Regions from separate parts of the Homo sapiens genome. Here region 2 is linked to region 1. Evidence: chromatin loops called from intact Hi-C (ENCODE). Cell type or tissue: mammary epithelial cell. All regions are shown on one strand. Links, peaks and the distances in the headings refer to the core of each region. The heading gives the core; the rest is flanking DNA. Region 1 overlaps LDB3 (LIM domain binding 3). Region 2 holds the start of MMRN2 (multimerin 2).

The links. A loop is a pair of places that touch in the nucleus more often than their neighbours do. Peaks named below come from ENCODE experiments on the same cell type or tissue, not always from the same donor. Only the 100,000 strongest peaks of a DNase experiment are listed, where the experiment ranks them.
Region 2: a loop joins it to region 1, with 11 times the contacts of the local background. A loop is called at or near these places in 21 of 110 quality-filtered maps.

The regions. Positions count from the first base shown.
Region 1 is chr10:86,682,860-86,691,339 of GRCh38, forward strand. All of the region lies in intron 5 of LDB3 (LIM domain binding 3), which reads left to right. Among named protein-coding and RNA genes, the nearest start is that of LDB3, 19 kb to the left of the region's middle. RefSeq lists enhancers at 1-50, 1,213-6,710, 4,297-4,834. In mammary epithelial cell, for the core only: a CTCF peak has its summit at 5,637 (motif pointing right); no DNase peak of the experiment used is centred there.
Region 2 is chr10:86,955,292-86,963,771 of GRCh38, forward strand. It overlaps MMRN2 (multimerin 2), which reads right to left and starts at 2,324. Exons shown (of 7, transcript NM_024756.3): 1 at 2,087-2,324. The coding sequence starts at 2,250. It overlaps SNCG (synuclein gamma), which reads left to right and starts at 3,308. Exons shown (of 5, transcript NM_003087.3): 1 at 3,308-3,527; 2 at 4,342-4,383; 3 at 4,710-4,837; 4 at 7,313-7,384; 5 at 7,674-7,967. The coding sequence starts at 3,407. The coding sequence ends at 7,694. RefSeq lists enhancers at 1-595, 3,598-4,197, 5,398-5,998, 6,599-7,198. In mammary epithelial cell, for the core only: a CTCF peak has its summit at 5,321 (motif pointing left); DNase peaks (open chromatin) are centred at 3,880 and 6,360; H3K4me3 peaks cover 858 bases; H3K27ac peaks cover 2,025 bases.

The sequences.
Region 1 (8,480 bases), core at 3,004-8,003:
CCATGCCCTTGCCTTTGCCCTTGCAGCAGAAGGCACCTGTGCCCCATCAGGTCACTGCTCCCTGTGGCCCTCAGCTTCCCCACCCCCCCAGCTCTTTCTAGAATCCTCAGTGAAGCTGATTTCTGGCACCACATGGCTTGCTTCCCTTACCCAAGGTGACAGAGCCATATATGCCCCCAGGGTTCCCCAGCAAAGGACTTTTGCCAGAAAACTCAGGGAATAGTAGAACAGAGATGACCTCCTTGTCCCGCATTTGTTGGGCTGGTAGGTCTTCCCGGTCCTTTTCAGGAACTGGCCTCAGGCAGAGAGGTCAGCCTCTGGTGGCCTGGGACTCCCAGGAGACCCACCTGCAATGATGATAATGTCTCCCCATACTGACCATGCACTCTGGCTATGGACCAGCTAACAGTCCACATGCCTTATCTCTCAGCAACACTCTCTAAAACAACTCTCTCTGCAACTCCAGAGGTGGGCATGATTTTCCCCATTTTATAGCTGGAAAATAGACGCTCAGAGAGAGCAAGTAATTTGCCCAAGGTCACACAGCTAGTAAGTGGCAGACAGAACTGGCATGCAGGTCTGCCTGACTCCACTTTGCATTGAGACAGGGACTTGCTGCCTGCTCAGGGAAGTGAGGGGCCAGGCCCACCTCTGCTTCCCATAGTGCCTAAGGTACTCTGCTGTCGGTGCAGGGGCTGCCCAGACCCTGATGAATGTGTAAATTATTTCTTGGTGCTCAGAGCAGCAGAGTCTGACGTTTCCTCCAAGGGATGGTGGGCTAGGGGAGGATGTGCAGTGGGTGCTTCATCCAAAGTAAAAGCTGATGCTGCTGTCTCAGGCAATGCCGGCAGGAAGGGCTGGAGCCTCTGACCTGGGCTGGCCTAGGGCAACCTCTGCTGGGCTGAGGCCACCACCTATGCTAAGTGGGTCAGCAACAGGGTCAGCAAGGGCTAATCCCCGTGCTTATCCATGGCACACTTCTCCCATGCTGAGCACCTTAGACTCATGACCCGTTCAGTCTGCACAACCCACCTGCGGGGTAGGCACTACCATCTCAAGAATTAGAATTAGGAAACAGGCTGGGACGGGTGGGTAATTTGCCCGGAGTCACAGTGCTAGGAAGAGGCAGGGTCACAACTTGAACTCTGTCCTGTCTGGCTCCAAAAAGAAGCCCCTTCCGCTACTCTCTCCTCTGGGCAACTTGCAGTGCAATTCTTTGGCACCTCGTATCCTCTTGGAAGGAGGAGAGAGAAACAGATGTGGTGCAAGGGCAGACGGGCATAGGCATCCCAGCAGCCCCCTTCTTCTCCTCCCTTCTGAGGCTGGCACTGAAGGGCAGTGCCCCTCAGGCCACTCAGTGCAAGGGCCCCTGGGCAGGTCTTACATCTTTGGCTCATCTTCCCCAAGACCCAGGCACTGGCTCCTCTCAGATGTGTCTGCTGCCACCATCCCGGCCCCAGGTCCTGGGTGGGAGAAGCTGAGCAGGAGGCAGGAATAAATGTCAAAGAAGGAGCAGGCTGCCAAGGGAGGGCAGAGGCAGCCCCCACCCCGCCAGGCCAACACTGCCCTCTGCAGGGGGCCCTGGGCTGGTCAGGGCAAGAGATGACCCTGCAGCTGTCAGCACTGGCCAAAAATGGAGAAGGAATGGAGCTCCGTGCTGGCCCTTTCCTAATATAGCTCCACTTGCAGCTATTTTGAGCCTGGGAGGATAGAGGGAATTTTATCAGTTCTGAGGCAGTGGCGGGCCTGGGGCAGAGCAGGGCCACTGTGCTGCTCCCTGGGACCGGGGACCACTGACTTGAGCCTGGCTTCCCAGGGTTTGGCTGCAAATGACCAGGGCCAGGCTGGCCGGGGCCCAAGCTCCCCCAGCTACAGCCCACACTGGGCAGATTCAAGAAGGTGGCAGAGTTTGGGGACAGAGCCCCCCACCTTCCACACTGTCTCCCTCACAGGCCCCCGACAGGGCTGCTGGCCACAGGGTCTGCCACTGCAGGGAATTTGCATTTAAAGAAACACAGGACAGACACTGCTTTCCCTACAGAGACCATGCTCTGGGAGGCTCACTCTCAGGTCAGAGTGAGAGGAAGGGGCCTCTCACTGTGCTGCCTCGGCTGTTGAGCTCACACTTCTCCCTGCGCCTGCTCGCTCCTCCATCCTGCCTCATTGCTGGCCCAAGGGGCCTTTAGGAGTGGCCCCTGGTGACTGTGCACCCCACTCCCCTATACCCCAAGAGGAGCAGCCAGAGCTGCCTGCGTCTCTTCTGGGAGGGAGAGGAGGTCAGGTTTGGGGGGGCATAGGAAACCCCGCGCACACCCTGCCTCCTTACCACTGCAATGCCTGCTCAGGACAGAATTCCAGAGCTGCCCCCACAAAACAGACTCTTAGTCCGGAGCTGCTGACAGGCAGGGAGGCCCCTGGGCCTCAGCCTTTTCCATAGCAGCCACAGCTGGTCCTGTCTCCACCCCTAGCTTCCACTCTGGGGTCTATAGCCAGGTTTGTATGTGGGGGATTCATGTATGCGGTACGAGTGCCCCTGAAGATAGACAAGAAAACCCTTCTTCTGGCAAAGCAGAGGGCACTGGGGACCCCTCAAGAGGGAAACATTGCTGTGTCAGTCTCTGAACCAAACCGAGGGTCCCAGTAGCTGTGATTCCCGGCTCTGAGTTCTCCCTCCTCACTCCTTGCTCTCCTCACCCATTGCGGTTTGGGCTGGTTCTGCCTCCACAATGACCAGGCTGATGATGGCCCCGGCGCTCAAACTGCCCCTGGTGGAGCCTCTCTCTGACCACCCTGTCTTCTTTGCCCTTTTCCTCCCCAGGTGGTAGTCAACTCTCCAGCCAAGTTAGTATCAAAGGACAGCATGTGTGTGCGCTTGCGTGCCAGCCCCAGCATGTGTCTGCGTGTGTCTGGCGTGGATAGAGTGTGCCTGCTGGCATGTGTACATGTATGTGCATATGTATGAGTGGGGTACACTTGTACCCCTGGGTGAGCCTGCATGTGTGAAGCTGGAGTAGAAGCATTTGGGGGTGGGAGTGGGGGCTCCATCCGATGGTTCTAATTTCATTCCCAATTTCCTGCTGCAGCAGCTGCTTAAGATGTGCCTGGGGTTGGTGACGGTGGCGGGCGCAGGGGGAGGGGGACACAGGCTGTGCTGCTGCTGGGCCTGTGTGAGCCTGAAGACCTTTCTGTCCTGGCGACCCCTCAGAAGGGCTGCACTGGATCTTGTCTGCCCGGGGAGCGCACCTATCCATTGGAGGGAAGAGCCTCCTGTGGGTAGAGGATGGCCAGCTACTCAGCAAACTGGACTTGAGGGGGCCTGGGCAGCTGGAGCCCTGCTCTGAGGAAGAAGCACATTCCCTGAAGCGTCTGGAAGATCAGAGCCCTGGGCCACCAAGGGGGTGGCCTGCAGGAAGAGCCCCTTCACGGAGAAACCTTGCTCAGAATCCCTGCGGGTGCCAGTGGAGCCGCTTTTCACCTTTGGGGCATTCTGGACTCAGCTTGGGCTGCTGCTCCCGACCCCTACCCCCAGCCCCATGCCTGCGCTTCCCCTGCTGTGTGTAGTGGGAGATCTCTCTGTGCCTGGCAGCCCCTGCAGACCCTGGGAGGGAGCTCAGGCTGAGCCAGGCACTGCAGGGGAGCTGGGAAAGCCAAGATGGGCAAGGAAACCCTTCTATGGCCAGGAGTGGTGGCTCATGCCTGTAATCCCAACACTGTGAGATGCCAAGGCAGAAGGATCAGCTTGAGGTCAGGAGTTCAAGACCAACCTGGGCAACATCGTGAGACTCTGTCTTTACAGAAAAAAAAAAAATAGTGGCATATGCCTGTGGTCCTAGCTACCTCAGGAGGCTGAGGTGAGAGGATCACTTGAGCCCAAGAGGTTGAGACTGGAGTGAGTGGAGATCACACCACTGCACTCCACCATGGGCGACAAAGCGAGACCCTGTATCAAAAAAAAAAAAAAAGAAAGAAAAAAGAAAACCTTCTGCTGCACTGGGCTTTGGGGGAGGGTGCCAAGGATTTTCTTGAATACACCCAGACCACCCACCATCTGGAGACTTGTGTAGCCTATGGGGGTTCAGGGCCTCGGCTCTGGGAGATCTCTCTCGACACCCACCGCGCCCAGCCCTTGCCTTGGCCACCCATGTAACCGCCACCTGTTGCCCTTTTCTCCTCCCTCTCCCTGCCCGTACTCCCGCACCCCTCCCCCAGCGCCGACTACCAGGAACGCTTCAACCCCAGTGCCCTGAAGGACTCGGCCCTGTCCACCCACAAGCCCATCGAGGTGAAGGGGCTGGGCGGCAAGGCCACCATCATCCATGCGCAGTACAACACGCCCATCAGCATGTATTCCCAGGATGCCATCATGGATGCCATCGCTGGGCAGGCCCAAGCCCAAGGCAGTGACTTCAGTGGGTAAGCGCCTCCCTCCTCCACCGCCACTCAGTGCCTCCAGAGCCCGAGGGGTATGGGCCATTGGGCACCATCGGGACCAGCTTTCTTCCCTCACGTTGGACCTCCTGGAGGCATGGCCCTTGGAGGGGAGCCAGCCTTCACCAGGGCCTTCTGGAACGTGGGTATCCTCTCTTCAGACCCTCTCCATGGTCAGCTTTAGGAGAAGGGTGGAGAAATGCAGAAAATGGTGGCTCCTCAAAGTGCTTTTCACAGCCTCTGCATTTTCCCAGGCTCTATGAGGAGGCTGGAAGAAGAGACTTCTACAGTCCTCTTAACAAGGGGACCATTCTGGAGGCCCCCAGGCCTCTCACAGCGAAGCTGTCCTTTAAGGAGGGGGAAGTTACCAGGTTCTTCCAGCAATGAGAATTGATTCAAATACACTGGCTGGGTTTCTGGTTTGGGAAGGGGTCTGCGACCAACCATCCACACTACTGCTGGCAATCAGTCCCACAGATGGGAGCAATCCCCTTCTTTTTGCCCTAGGAAGCCCGGCCTCAAGGCAGTGGCATTTAAGACATCCTTGGTTCCTGGAATTCACCCATTAGCTATGGCTGGGGAATTTGAGGGTTGGTAAAGAAAGAGTTGGCTGAAAATCATTTGTGGATGAAAAATGCTAGCAATGCAAACATTCATGCAGACAGACCTCTCTCTGCGTGTCTCTGTGTCTCCCTCTCTCTGTATGTCTCTTTCTGTCTTCCTCCTTGTTGCTTTTTCTCTGTCTCTCCCTCCCCCGACCCTCGTGTGTGTGTGTGTGTGTGTGTGTGTGTGTGTGTATGTGTCTGTCTATCTGTTGTTTCTTTTTTACACACATACACATAATTCCTCACTGTTTTCTACTTGGGAATACCACTGTGTTGGCTGATTATCAGTCTCGGCAACATCTTATCCCTGGGTCAGGATCCCCTAGCAATTCAAGGCAAAAAGTCTTGAAATGACAGTGATGCTTTTTTCCAAAGCCAGAAAAACCGATGTAATAAGAGGGATGGAGGGATTAAAAAGTCCCAGAGAACCCAGTTGCACTTGGCCTTTCCAGACCCCAGCCCTTGTGGCCATGATATGCATGCAGGTTATAAAGGGCAGGCTCCCCAGCCCCAAGGGTGGAACAGTGTGGGCTCTCTGGGCTCTGCTGGAACTGAGGAGCCTGGGGCCCTTTTGGAGATGCAGTACTTCCTCTAGGCCACCAGGGAGCAGAGGTCGCCTGTCCTGGAGTTTCAAGTCAAACTCCCAAGGCTCAGGGCTGCTGCTCTTCGCCTAATTCTGGGCAAGGTTGATTGAATTCCATCATTCAAAGCAGAAAATATGACCATGCAAGTTTACAAACACAAGCATTAGCTCATGCGTACCCAGAAAAACAAGGCTGCCTAAGCCCAAGAGCTAACAGGGATTTCCTGTTAACATTTCTTTGTCACGTGTGTCCTTGGTGTGCTCTTAAAAGTAGTAGCAATGGCCAAAGGGAAGTTCAATGGAGAATAATGAAAGAAATGCTCTTCACTAACTTTCTGTTTTCTGCACGTTGGGAAGACTGCTATCATTTGGTCTCACCACTAGGGCACCCATCAGTTTTGGAATTGATGCACTGTTGATTAATCGAGACTTCACGAAGGACGTTTCCCATCTCCCTCCTGTCCCCTCCCATCCCCTCCCTATTCCTCCCCTGGTATGCCTGGAAAGGGTCCTCTTCTCCTCTTCCTTTTAACGCAGCCACGCTGAGCTGACCATGCTGTGGTGCCAGTGAGTAACCCTCTTGGCCATAACGTGCTCCCATTTCTGCTGTTAATTTCCGTGGTTCCTTCCTCAATGACCGTGTTTTTTCTCTTTTTCTTCCTCCTTCACCCACCCCATTCCCATAACTCGTTTCTGACCCTAACCCGGCTCTCTTGTGTGCGCTGCCCCTCTGCTATCCCATGATGGACGCGCACTCACGGCTGGGTTTTCCTCTGCTTGGCAGGGCGTCACCGCTGGCGTAAGTAGACCCTGCAGTGTCTGTCCAGTCATCCGTCTGTCTGGTTGTGGGATGGTGTGTGTGGGTTTGGTGGGATGTGTCTGAGGACCAGTGGTCAGCCCACGTGCTCTGTCCACGCTCCTCCTCACACCCACCTGTCAGCCAAACGACATCCCTTGCAGCCTTTACAGGCAAGTACTTGTCTCTTGGGGTTTGTCCAAATAATGTCACTGTGGTCACAGAAATCACAGAGTAGTGACACTCATGCTGCAGGCCCAGGCTGGGGGTGCATACCTGTGTTCTTCTTGCCGTGCTTTGGGGTAGCTCCCCCCGCCTTTCCTATCTGCACTGGAACAGTGTAGACCCAGACATTAGAATGCACACTGGGCCATTATTCAGGGCTAGAAGGTGACAAGGTAACCTCTTGGAGGCCACTCCCCAGAATCCTCATGGGAAGTGTATCTGCAGGAGCCAGTGCCTGCCATGACCACCCATGGGAGGGGAAAGATGAATCAGACTGGGGGCTGCACACAGTGAAGCAAATGCAGCGGTGACCTGATGTTGCGGTGACTGTGGAGTGTTTTCTGTGGCAAGAAGAACAAGCTGAAAGTGGGTCCAGAGAGTGGACTCAGGCCAAGGGCCAAGGACTGCAGGACCTGTTCCATCTTCCCTGCATATATTCTCCCTGAGCCTTGGTGTCATGAAAGGCACAGCAGTTTCCTTATCTGACTCCCAGTCTTGGTCACAGCAGCAACAAGAGTCCCTGGTCTTTGCACGGGGTTGTGGGAAATGAAGCCAGAAATGCTTTCTTGAACCCTTGGAGCCAAGAAAGGCACAGGGGAGCTCCTCCTGGGCACATTCCAGGGAAACAGCAGCAAACACCTTCCACCTGCTCTCTGGATTGCAAAGCTCTGTAGAGAGGCTCAAGGGCCTTGCATCCACACCTTCCCTCACCCACTGCACAGTTCACACTCCCTCCTTCCCTCCCCTCCCAGTGGGTCAGGAGCCAGGACCAGGGAGACCTGGTTGTGCCTTCCTGTTGCCCATCTCACCCAGACCTTAGGAACGCCTGGGACTCCTCCCTATGCCAGAAATGGCCTGTCCCAGCAACAGCAAGATCCCACCCTCTCCTTTGCTCCCTGGGCAGCTGCAGGCTCCTCCCTGGCCGGACCCTAGAAGCCTCTGCTGGTCTTTCCCAACCGATCCCAACCACAGGCTGCCAGTACCTATAGCTCTCTGGGCCAGGGCAGGGCCTTCAGCGAAGCCAGGGCAGCTCCACCCAACCTCGATCACCTTTCCCCACCTCTGCTCTTGTAGCCCACCCTGAGCCAGACACAGGGACCAGTCCTGGGACACAAGGTCAGTTCCCTGTCACACTCCTTGCAGGGAGGGTATAAGACATGGACAATGGGGAGTTTCCTCTCCCAGCCAGCCAGCCCTCTGGGGAAAAGGGAGAGGCAGGCAGAAGAGTACTGGACAGGGCATCTTTCCAGGCATAGGTCCAGGGCCTCCCACTGGGCAGAAGTAGCCTTCCTGAGCCCTATGACTGCAGGGAGCCTAATGGAAAGGACACAGGGCTAGCAGCCAGGAAACCTAGGTTCTCACCCAATGGGGCCCTTATCTGCTGTAACCTGGAGCTAGTTGGCTGGCCTCTCTGGACCTCAGCTTCAGCATCTGTACGAGGAGAGGGCTGGGCCAGCAGTCTGTTACTGTTGTGGGCTTCACCTGAGCCCTCCCAGGCCTCTGAGAAGGTGGGCTGGGCGGCTTGGTCCTCTGGTCCCCCGGCCAGGGTGAGTGGGCTGTAAGGCTTTTGACCATGGCCTGCACTGCAGTCTGATTCAGGCTGGGAGGCACTGGACCCGAGGGGCTCTAGGGTCCCTTCTGGCTCTGATGTAGGATTTGTTTGTTCAGCCAAGAGTTTTGTGCACCTATCATGTGCCAGACCCTGGGAGCCTAAGGGAAGGTCACCTGGTCCTCCACAAAGGGCTGCGCTTCTCTGGGACAGAGGACCAGTGGCTTCCATGCAGCCCCACTCCCAACTTCCCCAGGCCAGAAATCCCCTGTCCCTACAGGCCATGCCAGGGCT
Region 2 (8,480 bases), core at 2,262-7,261, 270 kb after region 1:
GGCACAGAAACAGCCTCTTCCTCCCGGAGTCCTAATGCTCAGGCTGCTGGCTCCCTGGGCTGGGCCCCTCGGGGTCCCTGGCAACCTAAGAAGCAGTTAACCCCTTCGCTTCTCCACCTCAGGGAAGTCTGAGGACGTAGTGGTTCTATTCAAGCTTCTCCTTGCAAAGGGTCTTATTGGGGCCTGCATCCTGGGCCCAGCCTAGCCCTGGGGCTCTGGAAACAGATGTAAGTGGCAAAGGCAGGGCAGAATGCCTGGCCCTGGCAGCCGAGCCTCCTTGTGATGGTGTTGGTGTCACCACCCCTGCTAGCAGAACCCAGTCTGCCTCCCCTTCCCATGCTGCAGGGACAGGGTCTGGAGCACGCTTCCACCTCCCTGGTCACAGGAGCAAGGGAAGTAATCAGCCCAGGAAGCCGCGCGTTTCCTTCCTTTCTCACCAGCCCATCCGGGTTTGGTGAGAGAGCATGGACTTGCCCTGTGGAGACTGCAGCTTCTGGATGTGGGAAGGAGAGCCCTGCAGGCAGGGGGCTTCCAGGCTTGGGACACCTGGGCATTCCTGGGCCAGGTACATGCACCCTCCCACTCAGAACCCCAGAGAAGGACTGCGGGGCCCCTGCAGGGCTGCCCATCAGCAGTTCCCAAACCCTCACTCCTTGGGGCTAAGGGAGCAATGTCTCTCCCACAACCAAGGGGGTGGGGAGGAAGAGGAGCAGCTCCCTCCTCCCTCCCGTCCACCGGGTCCTCTCATCCTCCCTTTCATCAAAAGGCGGAAGGTGGCCTGAGACTAAGGCGTGGAGCTTCCTTGGTCCTGAAATCAGAGCGGAGTGGCTGGATCCAGCCCGCCCCTCCCCCGCCCCCTGCTCCCCTTGCCGCCCCACCACCGAGAATCACCTGCACCTCCCAGCCCTGAGCAGAGTTGGGGGCAGGCGGGAATGAGGTTTCTCCATGGCCAACTGCTCAGCCACTGTTCCCCACGCCACTGCCACCAGACCCTCACTAAGGGGCCTCTTGCCCCTCCCTGGTCAAATCTGTTTTCAGGAAAGCACCCAACAAACCTGCAACTCAGAAGCCAAATGAGACCTATCCCAGGCAGGTCCGCTCTGCGATGGTGGCTCTCATACACCGCACAGAAGTGTAAGTTGGCCCCCCCCTCACTCCCTAAATCCATGTAGATGCCCTTAGCCAAACAGGTCTGGTGTGTGGGGGCAGGAGGGTGGAGGTAGGAGCATCTGGGGGCTGGGGCTGGCTCCAAGTGCTGCAGAGAGTTCACTATGAGCTCTGAAGTCAAACTCAGATCCTGCTCCTTAGCTGTGTGGCCTTGGGCAAGCCCCTCAGCCTCTCTGAGCCTCAGGCTCCTCCTCTGTAAGTGGGGCTGTTGGAGGGATGAACTGAGATACACGTGGCAAGGTGCCTGGCCCTGAGACTGGGGGCCCCGTAAACAGCACCTGCTGCTCTGACTGAGGGGCAGTTGGAGATGAGGGGGGACTTACAGGCCCAACACCTCATCAGCAGGATGGGCCCTGGCTCTGTACACATAGAATGTTGGAAAGCTATGTTCTGGGTCCAGTTGCAAGACCATCCTGCCCACTTGCTGGGTCGCTGAGGCAGAGCGCCCTGGACTGTGCTCTGGAGAGCAGGGGGCCGTCTCTGCTCACTGCTGGGCAGTCAGAGTCAGGTCCCCAGGGAACTCAGATCAAAATCTCAGGGCAGCCTTGCTGGGTCTCAGCTTTCAGAATTGATTTCTTTGGAAGAACAGGAGGCATAGCCAGGCCAGCTGGCAATGGCTTCAGCCACAGTCCCCCAGTGCCCCATGCTGGGTGATTGATGGTAGGAGCTGTGCCTCCCTGCCAGCCCCCCAAGCCCCATTCCCTGCCATGGCTCCGACAGGGAACTCCCTGCAATTCTTAGGTGGATCCTGAAACACCCAGTCCAGACTACTTTTTCAGCCTCACAGATGGCCCAGAGATAGATACTATTAGCCCATTTCACAGATGGGACCCCAGTGAGGTCTAGAGAGGCTCTGCTCTAGCTGAGCTGGGACTCAGATCCTACTCCATGACCTCTGCCAAGGTCCAGGCCCTCTTACCGTCCTACGGGGTCCTTGCCGGTGTCCTCAGCCTCTGCCTTCCAGACCCCAGGTGTCCTGGAGCTCTGCAGATCAGAGAGGCTAGTACTGGAAGCCTGGGCCCATGCCCCCAGCAGCCCCCAGCCCAGGGGGCCCCCAAGGCTGAACAGCAAGCTCAGGATCATCTTGGTGGTGGGGCAGGCTCAGCTCACACTCAGCCTTGGCAAGTAGCTCCAGAAACTGCTAGTGACGTTGTCTTCAAGTTAAATCTCAGGAGGAAAAGAAAATACGAGGACAACAAAGAGAGGAAGTGGCCTGGGCCGGCCTACCCGGTGGGTCTTGTCCTGCCCCCCAACTACCCTGGCTGGCCCCACAGGGGCCGCCAACCACACAAGCCAGTTCCTGTCCCTGAGGACTTGGCTCAGGGACTCTGGGAATGTGGTAGACATGGGGTGGCCCCACCAAATGCATCCTTATGGGAACCTGCTCCCTGGGAGCCATGAAAAGAGCGTGGACTTCGAGGTGGGGCCACAGGAAGTGGTCAGGTCCATCTCAGGGGACCTGCTGCCCATCCACACTGCTGGCCAGGAAATGGGGGGCAATTCATGCCTCCTCAGCACCTTCAGCACTGGGCGGCTCAAAGAAGGGAAGGGACTATTCTGGGGTCACACAGCATGCAGCCAGAGGCCAAGGCATGAGGAAGTCCTTCATTTCCCCACCCCCACCCACCTCAGATCCTCCAACCGGTTTCATGGCAGCCCAGGGTCCAGCGGCATCCAGGATGCTGGTGGGTAGCTGCACAGCCCAGGCCGCGGGAGGTTGGCTGCTCTCACCTAACAGGCCTATGTGGCCCTGACCCCTACCTAGGAAGCTGGGGACAATGGCCAAGGCGCCTCCCCTCTCTGTGCCTGTCTGTCCAGGTGCAGCATAGACACAGCACCCCTGGGGCCAAGAGCACCCAGCCAGGGCTGCCCCCATGGGTGGGCAGGGCAGTAAATGAATGAGGGACAGGTTGGGAGGTGGCCAGCCCCCTCCAGCCCATGGAGGGCACGGGGCAGGAGAGCTGGGCTGAGCCAGCAGGAGCCCAGGGAGCCTGGTCTCTGCCTTCCTATCCTGGAGGAAGGTGAGGCTGAACCTCCTTCCCTCCCTCCCTCCCTCCCCGCCCCCACTGCACGCAGGGCTGGCTGGGCTCCAGCTGGCCTCCGCATCAATATTTCATCGGCGTCAATAGGAGGCATCGGGGACAGCCGCTGCGGCAGCACTCGAGCCAGCTCAAGCCCGCAGCTCGCAGGGAGATCCAGCTCCGTCCTGCCTGCAGCAGCACAACCCTGCACACCCACCATGGATGTCTTCAAGAAGGGCTTCTCCATCGCCAAGGAGGGCGTGGTGGGTGCGGTGGAAAAGACCAAGCAGGGGGTGACGGAAGCAGCTGAGAAGACCAAGGAGGGGGTCATGTATGTGGGTAAGTGGGGCATGGCAGGGTGGGACAGTGTGGTGGCCAAAGGGTGAGTGCCCAGTTACCTTCGCCAGACCTTACTCCCCAGCCCCAGGGAGGCATTTTGGGAGGGGGCGAGGCCCTGGCTATCAAGGTGGGGTCTCCAGACCCTGGAGCACCCACAATGCCCTGTGCACACCTATGTGTGTTTGTCTTTGGCCTCCTCGGGGCCTCTGGGTGTCAGAGACCGCAGACAGGGCTGGCTACCTGTCTGTGCACGCACACACACATTCCCAAGCATACCAGCCTCCCCTGAGCCTGGAGCCCCTGAAGCCATGAGCAGCCTGTGCTCAGGTGGCCCCCACCCTCTCCACACGGGAGCGGCTACAGCCAGGTCACGGATCCCCTCCCTCCCCAGAGAGAAGGGGCAGGCTGGGGGATGAAACCTAGGCTCAGTGTTCCCTCCCCCGCATCCTCTCCTGGCACTCTCCAGAGGAGGAAGGGGAGGTCAAGCCAATGACTCAGCTCTGGCCCATCCTGTCCTGTTGCTGCTTCTGAGGCCCGGCCACACCCGGGCAGGGGCTGGACCCTGGGTCTAGCCAGTGTCCCTACCTCAGGCCTGCTCTCTCTTGTCCCCCACATTCTGTCCTGTCCCCTTCCCATCCATCCACTTCTTCCAGACACAGCAGGAAGAGGCCCTCTGAAGGGGCCGCCGGCCCCCAGACACCATCCTTACCCCCCCACCGACCCCACAGTTTGTCCAGCTGTTCTGTTGTGTTTGTCCTGACCGCCCCCAACACCTCGAGGGAGGTCTGGGCTGACAGCTCCATTTCCTCCCCAGGAGCCAAGACCAAGGAGAATGTTGTACAGAGCGTGACCTCAGGTGAGAAGCCCCAGGGCCAGGGGACACATGGGGGATAGGACCCCTGGGGCTCCTGCATCCTAGTGCTGGGGCTCAAACCTAGAGTCCTGCCTTACCCCCAACTGGGGTCCCAAGCCCTACAGACCCCTGCAGACCATGAGGCTAAACTAGGGTGGGCGTCTCCTTACCCCCACCAGCATCAGAGGTGCCCTGGAGTCAGAGGGAGCAGGGGAGGGTCCCAGCAGGGCCAGGGCTCTGAGCTCCTGGGAAGGGGCTGCGAGCCTGACTCCAGCAGGCCTGCCTTGGGGCTGGGGCTGGGGTGGAGGCCAGCCAGTGTCCTCCCATAGTGGCCGAGAAGACCAAGGAGCAGGCCAACGCCGTGAGCGAGGCTGTGGTGAGCAGCGTCAACACTGTGGCCACCAAGACCGTGGAGGAGGCGGAGAACATCGCGGTCACCTCCGGGGTGGTGCGCAAGGTGAGCCCCGGCCCTCAGACCTGCCCAGTCCTCTCCTGGGCCCAGAAAGGCTGCTGGGCGGAGGCGGCATCACTCCACTCCACACCCCAGGAAACAACACGGGGGGCTGCGGCTGGCTTCAGTTTCAGTACCCACTGAGCGCCGGCATGGGGTGGGGTCCATGCTTGCTGTTCGACCTGCATTCGGGTCTGGAATCACCACAACCACCCCTTCGGGGGACTTGGGAGCCCATCTCATAGACAAGGAAAGTGAGGCTCAAAACCACATCTTCCGGACGGCTCTCAGCACTTAGGAGACACCCCATTTTATAAGTGAAAACAGGATCCCACACGGTGACAGGCAGCCTCCCGGGCAGTGGTCACCAGGCCGGGGGCTGAGTAGCACCAGCCCCGCCCCCAGGGCCTAGCCTCCCTCCCTGGGCTGGGCGGGGCAGCTGCCTCCTGCTGGGAGCCTCAGGGAAGTAGCGTCCCCTAGTGGTAAGAAAGCAGTGCTGCTTCTGACCCTACCCTCTGCAGCTGCCTTTGTGTGTGTGTGCACGTGTGTTGAGTGAGCATGTGGGTGCATTTGTGAGAATGTGTGGGTGTACATGCGTGTGAATGTACACATGCGTGTGCGGCCCAATAGCAGACAGCACAGGAGCAGTGGGGCGCACCCCAGGGACGGGTGTTGGCTGGGTGAGCTGTCCCAGCACCTGTGACACAGCAAGCTCTGCTTTACGCATTGTACGCTTATTAGTTCATTTAATAGACACAAAATCCATGAGACGGTGTGGAAACTAAGGCCCAGAGAGATTAATGTGCCCAAGGTCCCATGGCTAGTTCATGTGAGCTTGGAATTCCCCTGAGCAGCCTGTACTCTGAGAGACCCTGTGGCAGTGTAAGTGGTGGCCTGGGCTAGGATTCCTACCTGGGGGTGGGGCGGGGGAGCAGTGTCCAGCTCTCCTACCTGCTCCAGGCCTCCTAGGTGGTGGAGTCTGAGGCTCTGAGCACTGAGAATCCCTGCGTTAGGAGTGGGTGGGTGGAAGGGTGGGGGCTGCCCTACTCCTCTTGGCTCTGGGGCGATGCCCAGGTGTCTGCTTCCAGGGCCAGCACAGGGTCTCCATGTCCTTGGAGCTGGCAGCCGCTCCCTCTCCTAGTTCCCCTTTCTCGTCGTATGACCTTGAGAAGCAAAGGAACCTCTCTGGGCCTCCGTGTTCTCATCTGCAAGATGGGGGTGAGAGTGTCGGCCTCCCTGGGCTGTGTGATGAGGCAGGGCCATGACCTCCATGAAGCAATTCTCCTGGTCTATGTGAGCACCCAGCAGAGGAAGGTGACCATCATCATCATCATCATCATGTGTCCCAGGCAGAACACATAGAGCCCCAGGGGGCTCCTCCCTCCTCACCCCCAGCAAAAGAGGCCCTGGGGTGAGGGTGCCCGGGCATTCCTTGTGAATCCCGGAGCAGGGCTAGTGAGCCCTTGGAGCCACCTCGAGGGAGACTCATTTCCTGGTGACACCCCAAAACCAGTCACGACTCATCTCCCAGTGAACTGTGAAAGGCCTCAGCAGGGACTATCTGACCACTCATACCCCTGGCCTCATCATCAGCCTTAGGGCAGCAGGACTCAGCAGGTGGCCACCTGCCCTGCCCCTGGATAGCCTGGCCGACTCCCGCCAGCACAGCACTGCCCTTTTATGCCCCACTCCGCCAAGGGGCAGGATGGCCCTGGGGCAACACAGAGGTGACAGTATCCCCGCCTCCCCCCCGTCCCCCGCCAGAGGCAGGTGCTGAGGCCAGAGTGCAGGGCAATCACCAGTGTGGTCCTACACACCCAGCTGTCATGATATCTCACGCAAGTGTCTGGCCGGCATGGAGTGCAGGAGATAGAAGATGGGAAGTGAGAGAGGACTGTGTAACCTCTGCTGGCCCTGACCAGCCTGAGCCCAGAGCCTGTCCAGGAGGCAAAGAGAGGGAGCCATGCTCCTGTGGACTGAAGTGGGCCTGAAGCAAGCCTGATCTGATGCCAACACACCCCACCACTTTGAGCTCGAAGGCCCTGAGCTGCATGCCAAGCCTCCCTGGCCTCAGAGTCCCTATGTGAACCCCAATCAGTCTTCCTTGTAGGGCTACTGAGGGTGGGGTCAGACCTGGGGCTTCAGGGGCCTCTGCCCACTCTAACCCCCACTCCACCCTACCCCACCCAGGTTCCTCATCAGTGAAGCCCAACTAGGGGCTTCCCAGAGACTGGGGACCAGCTTGAGGGGTGAAGCTGGGCTCCAGGGTACTTGGTGCCCCTGGAAGGCCTCGGCATCATCAGAGCCCCGGGTATTGTCTGAATTGCACGCCCCCAATACCTCCAGCCCCTCCAAGTACAACAAGGCCACGAGGGGCCTCTGCTCCTCCTTGAGGCCAGGGTAGACAAGGCCCTGGTTGCAGGGCAGCTAGGGGTCTCTGCATTCTCCACATGGTCTCATGCCCCCTTTTGTCCCCTACAGGAGGACTTGAGGCCATCTGCCCCCCAACAGGAGGGTGAGGCATCCAAAGAGAAAGAGGAAGTGGCAGAGGAGGTAGGAGCTGGGCTCCTGGGGTGCACCATGGGGGGTTCCTTGGTAGGGACCCCATCCCCCACAGACGCACTGCTTCCCTCCTGGGCTCCCAGGGCCCAGAGGGGCCTCCTGACCTTCCACAGCCCCTACAGGGACTGTGTACAGGGCTAACCCTGAACCTGAGTGGGAGGTCCCCCCACGGATGACCCCTCAGGCATGGGGCACAGAAGACAACTTTTCTCAGCCCACTCAGGGTGGCCCATTAAGGCTGGGGCCTGGAGCTGGGTGTGCAGGTCATTCTCTCTCCCAGGCCCAGAGTGGGGGAGACTAGAGGGCTACAGGCCAGCGTGGATGACCTGAAGAGCGCTCCTCTGCCTTGGACACCATCCCCTCCTAGCACAAGGAGTGCCCGCCTTGAGTGACATGCGGCTGCCCACGCTCCTGCCCTCGTCTCCCTGGCCACCCTTGGCCTGTCCACCTGTGCTGCTGCACCAACCTCACTGCCCTCCCTCGGCCCCACCCACCCTCTGGTCCTTCTGACCCCACTTATGCTGCTGTGAATTTTTTTTTTAAATGATTCCAAATAAAACTTGAGCCCACTCCTGCCATGCTTCCTCTGGGTGCTGTGTAGCTTGAGGAGGGGTCCCCAGGTCCTCCCAGGAACAGGAACGGGTTCAGCCTGTTGATAGGACCAGGTATCCTATAGGGACACACACAGGGCATTCATGGGACCTGCGTGAGCCTTCAGGAACACCCCCAACCCACCCATTGCCTTTAACATGGAGGAGGCAGCACTGCCTTCGGCTCCCCAAGACATTCGACAGGACTCACAGTCCCATCCACGGGGATAGCTTAGCTCAGCCTCAAGGTAGCCCCCGCCTGCCTGCTCTGAGTCCCTGAGGAACCCACTGTCAGCAGGAGGTGAAGATAGGCTCCTGGGTCTTCCCTCCATGTGAGTTCTGGGCTCCAGTGTCGCAAGAGGAACAGGGCCACCTAACATCCTCCCTGGGGCAGATGGTGACTTTCAAAGATGGAGAAGTCTAAACCTAGTGAGGATGAAGGGCATCCCACAGGAGAGACAGAAGGTGGACCCTGCGGCGCCTCCCACCTGGCCCCA